Regions from separate parts of the Homo sapiens genome. Here region 2 is linked to region 1. The links are chromatin loops, found by intact Hi-C in ENCODE. Cell type or tissue: mammary epithelial cell. All regions are shown on one strand.

Region 1 (2,500 bases):
TGTCTGCCCAAATTCTTAGACTTAAACAAGACTCAGATTCTCTCCATTTGTAACTGATACCCCAAGATTCTCCCCACTCATAATCATATCACCAGCCCTAATTCATAATGTGTTCCTAATGTTTTTACTTGTTCTCAACTAGTCTCCTGTGTTCAGTGGGTACCCAGAAGAGCAGTCATGGGCACCCAGAAAAGCAGCTGTGGGTATCCAGAAGAGGATCTGTAGGCATGCTCTTGAAGTCCCCCCAAGGGCCCTTGTGCATTTTTGTCTTTTTCTCCTTTTACCTATTAAACCCATTGACTAATCATCAATACAAATAATTCCTCTTTGTGTTAAAAAGACCTGTGTTATACTTTTCCAAGACAATAGAATTTCCTGCTTATACATTTTTCAAGTTGCCACTAGCACTGCATGGCAACTAAGTAGGAAGGTTAGAAAGTGAGTATTCTGAGCTCTTGGACAAGTTTGCCAAATAATGATTATAATTACTGGCACAGATAATCTACTCACAATTGCCATAATAGCCAAGATAAACAACTCTTCCGTAATCAGCATGCAGATCCCTTGGGGAAAAATTAAAACCTTCTGTATATCCTTAAAGTTGTAATTGCTTGCATGTATTTGCATGTATTCGTGCCTTATAGAGACTTTTTATTTTTAATGAATGGGAGGTTCTTGGGATGGAGGTAAGGGGAAGGTGTGATTCACTGTTGGCTTGGGATGGCCCTGAGGACAAAGCCTAAGACTTTCCTCTAATTCAGTGGTTCTCAATGGGGTGAGGTTGGGGATGGCCTGACTCCCACACCCCAGAAGAGGGCATTGGACAGTCTGGATAAGTGTTCGATCATCACAGCTACTGTCATCTAGTTGGTAGAAGCCACAGATGCTGCTAAGCACCCTTCAAATCACAGAATAGGCCTTCTCTAAGAAAGAATTATCTTGTCCAAATCGTCAGTAGTGCTGAGGATAAGAAATCCTGCCCTGGTACAGGAGGATTAAGACTATACTCACTGGAGACACCTCCTGGATTTCTCACCGAACAAAGCAAACCTCAGAAGAATGCTGATGAAATGCTGTAGAAATGACTGATTAATTAACTTATTGCTCAATCCAGATTTCACATTCAGGCCAGGTCAAGGAAGGACAGCTTTCAGTGACTAAGGACCCAATCCCAATTCGAGCCTAAATAGTATTTCTGATTGACTGCAAAGCCTCCCCTGTCTCATATTTCCTCTCCCTCTGGTGAACTAAGGAGCCGTGCTGATGGCACACTGGCTGAGTGGCATCAATACACTGATGACCGTCTGTGATGGCTGCTGACCTTGCTGTGCTTAACCCCACCCTCACTCTGACATCTGGACTTCCTTCCCCCAGATCTTATACTTCCTCTAGACTCAGTGTTTTGCTTAAGGCATTTTTCCAATTCACCCTATCCGTGTCCTCTCTGCTATTCCATAACCCACCACCGCTTCAATTCCTCCTCCTTGAAGCTTCCTGCCTGCCCCTGCTGACCACAAGCATCCCTACATGTGCATCCCTGCGGCTCATTCAGTCTCTGCTCCTGCCTGGGCTTGAATAACCCTTGTGGCCCACCTCCTTCATCAAACAGGCCATTTCCCAAGCCAATCATCCCCCTTTTCTCCAGGTGAATATTTCACTGCCAAAAGCAAATATATTTTTAGTGTTTTATAATATACTATTTTAAATAGCTTATCTCATTTAATCCTCAGAGTGATCCAGACAGGTAGACATATTTTCAGCTACATTTTATAGATGGGGGAACTGAGAGCCAGAAAAATTGCCTGAGTCAACACTTCTCAGCTAATGAGTGGTACAACTGGGCTCAAACCCTCCTCTCATGATGCCTCTTCCATGCCCTTTCTATTGCTGAGTATTTAGGCCCCACAGCCTCTCAGCCCCTTCTTCCACACATCTAGCTCAGTACTTCTCCCCTTTTTGTACTGTTTGGGATGCTTGCCCAGGTCGTCTTCTTTGCTATATATGTTCTGATTTCCAGATTAGTTGTATGTTTTGATTTATTATATAATTTTTTAAAATATGCCCAATGTTTTCTTTTCTCTGCTAGAATTTAAACTCCTTGAAAATAAGGATCTTGTTTTGTTCACTGATTTATCCCAATCATCCAAAATACTGTCTGACACATAATAAATATTCAATTAACAATGACTAAATGTTTGTTAAATGCATGGATGAACAATATATTTCATTTCCAAACAGTTCTATTACTTTTTCTTTATTTCTAGCCAGAATCTTCTTACAGTTTCCATGCATTGAAACTGAACTCTTTGTTTTACCAAAAAAGCTGATTCTTTTTCTAAGTGAAAGCACTATAAATAATGCAAGATGGAAGCGTGCTAGTCCCTTCAAAACATAGTGTTACTCTTCCTTCCACAGGGAGGCAGATCAAGTTTTGGAACAAGATTAGCCTAGGCTTGAATTCCATCACTATCACGTCTTAGATGTGTGACCAAATAAGCTA
Region 2 (2,500 bases), 420 kb before region 1:
GTTTTGATATATTCTATTAATAGTTATGCAGACATTTTGTCTTTTCTCCTATTATTGACTGTTTCTCTTCTTCATCTATGCTATTCCTAGTTACTTTAAAATCTGATCTCTCTTTTTTTTTCAGGAGGTTAATACATGTCAGTTTGACATTGTATCATTGAATCAGAATTGAACATCAGAAAGAGTAAAATTCCCAGGCCTTTTTTACCCTAGCCTGGGTACAAGCTCAAGATGATGCAGAAGGAGGAGCAAAGCATGGGATCCAAGAAAGTTAAGTTCCAGCTCAGGTCGAAGAGAATCATGTCTGTGATCTGTGTCTTTGGTTTCTTCATCTACAGCTGTCATCTTGTGGGCTGGAGCATGGTGGCCAGGAAGTGTGCAAGGGGCTCTGGTGTCCATGCAGCCCTCATAGACCTGAGGAGGTATGATTGCTCTAAGCCCCCAGTGGGGTTCCAGTTTGATAGCTGCCCTGGATGGAGATGTGGGAGTGAGAGAAAGGGATATGGAGGCAGGTCTAATTTACTCAGCAGCACCTCAGGTCTTTGGGACTTCCTGGTGTCTGAGAGGAGACAAGCAGAATGGACTTGCTGAGCTCCTCATCTCCAGGAAACAGTTCTTCTATAAGGATTCCTGGGCTGGGTGTTTAGCATCTTTCATATGCCCCCACCCCAATCCCACCATCTCTTTCGGAGACTTGAAATGAAATCGCTTAACATTAACTCACACCACCTCTAGCTCTGCTCTTTAGGATTAAATGAAGTTTAAAGTCATTGAGCCTCTCCCAGAGGCTAGACCCTGTGTGTGCATATGCATGCCTGTGTCCTCATGTGTGCATGTGTGTGCGTGTGAGTGTGTGTGCATGCACATGTTTGAGGGCAGCATAGGGAATGAAGATACAGAGCAACCTGGACAAATACTCTGCAGTCTAGGCAAGAGTGAGTGTGGTCACTGATGTTGAGGCACAGAGCTAAGTGTGGGGAAATATGGCTGAAGTTTGTTCAGCGTGCTGTGGAAATCCATTTGGATGATCGGTGGGGGTGAGTGGGTCACAGAAAACCTCCTGGGGAGCTGTCACCTCCAGGAATGATGTAGAGGGGATTCTGTCTCTTTCTAGGTCAATGCATATCGACCATCCTGTGGCAGTTTATCCAGTCTTTTGTCCTCTAGCTGCATTTGTTTATCTTATTGGATGTAAGAAAAGCTACATCCTTTTCTTCTCTTCACCACCAAGACTTCCTGGGCTGGTCAGCGGACAAGGAGAAGGTTTACCTAATCTCTCAAAATAAAGAAATGGAAACCTAGTCCTAGTGTGTGCCTCACAAAGGACGCACCTTGTGCTCCTTGCCAAGGCATAGCCCAGGTAGCTCTGATCTTTTGATACCACCAGTTCCCAGGTGGTGGTGCTAGAAACACATCAGTGGTTTGGGGCCGGACAGTGGATGATGGATGGGGGTTCTTACCTACACAGGCAGTAGTGTCAGCTTAAAGTTTATTTAAGAAATTCTGCCTGCTAAACTTAAACAAAAAGACTTTAAGCTGTGGAAATTGTAGAGAAAAATATATTCTACATACCTACAATGCAAAGAGCTTGAGAAAAATTTAGGCCCAGGAGAAGAGTTTAATAACAAGATTTAGAACAAGAACCAGAAGCTCTACTCTTTGTTTCAGTCTGAAATCAACCAGCAGGTACATTCCTGTGCACAGTGAAGGGACCCAGGAACCTATAATCTTGACTAGGCAAAAGGGAAGTGGGTGCAATTTGGGGGGACCTTCCCAATCCTACTATAAAATTAGTTCTTATCCTTTCTCTTCCATCTCCACTCTTGATTGTTCTTGAAATTTTTTATCCTTCAGGTATATTTTTCAATTGACTATGATGTGGTTTTGCCTCCATGGAAATAAGGGAGAGGCTATTGTGTGGCTGGTGGGAGGAGAACTGGGATATAATATGATTAGATTCAAACTTCCATAATCACTGAATATGATTAGCTCCCAAGGAAACTCCTGCCAGTTGCACTTAGGAACCCAAGGAAGAAACCCAGATAGGAACCCAGGAGACATCCTCTGCTCTGCCTTCTTCCTCAGCTTCCACAAGCCTGCACATAATTCAAGGCTGTCCCTTATGAAGACATACATTCAATACATCATCCCACATGCCCTCTGTGCCTAATAGAAGCCCTCGTCAGATCAGCCTAATGGTTCATGCAGCACATGTGTGTCCCCACTGCTGCAGGAGACAACCGAGGAGGCTTCTCTAGTGAGCCTCAGTGTCTTATTCTCTTTGTCTTCAGGTTTTATAAACTAGATGCTTTCTAGCTGTTGTTGTCAATGGTTGTTGAATAATGGTACAGAACTCAATTTAGCAGTGCTAAATTGGTTCTGATTAATGATTATTGAATTAAAGGTCAGAACTTAATTTAGCTGGATAGTTAAACAACAGGCATAAATAAAACCCACAAGTAAGCTGAGACCAAGGAGAATGTCCTCAACCCTTTGAGAC

The links. A loop is a pair of places that touch in the nucleus more often than their neighbours do. Peaks named below come from ENCODE experiments on the same cell type or tissue, not always from the same donor. Only the 100,000 strongest peaks of a DNase experiment are listed, where the experiment ranks them.
Region 2: it touches region 1 in a loop (4-fold over the local background); 2 of 110 quality-filtered maps call a loop at or near these places.

What each region holds. Positions count from the first base shown.
Region 1 is chr1:152,767,954-152,770,453 of GRCh38, reverse strand. No RefSeq gene overlaps it. Among named protein-coding and RNA genes, the nearest start is that of LCE1F, 5.9 kb to the left of the region's middle. In mammary epithelial cell, a CTCF peak has its summit at 998; a DNase peak (open chromatin) is centred at 1,083; H3K27ac peaks cover 1,586 bases.
Region 2 is chr1:153,191,801-153,194,300 of GRCh38, reverse strand. It overlaps a transcript of SPRR2G not described here. Among named protein-coding and RNA genes, the nearest start is that of LELP1, 10 kb to the left of the region's middle. In mammary epithelial cell, a CTCF peak has its summit at 1,394; no DNase peak of the experiment used is centred here.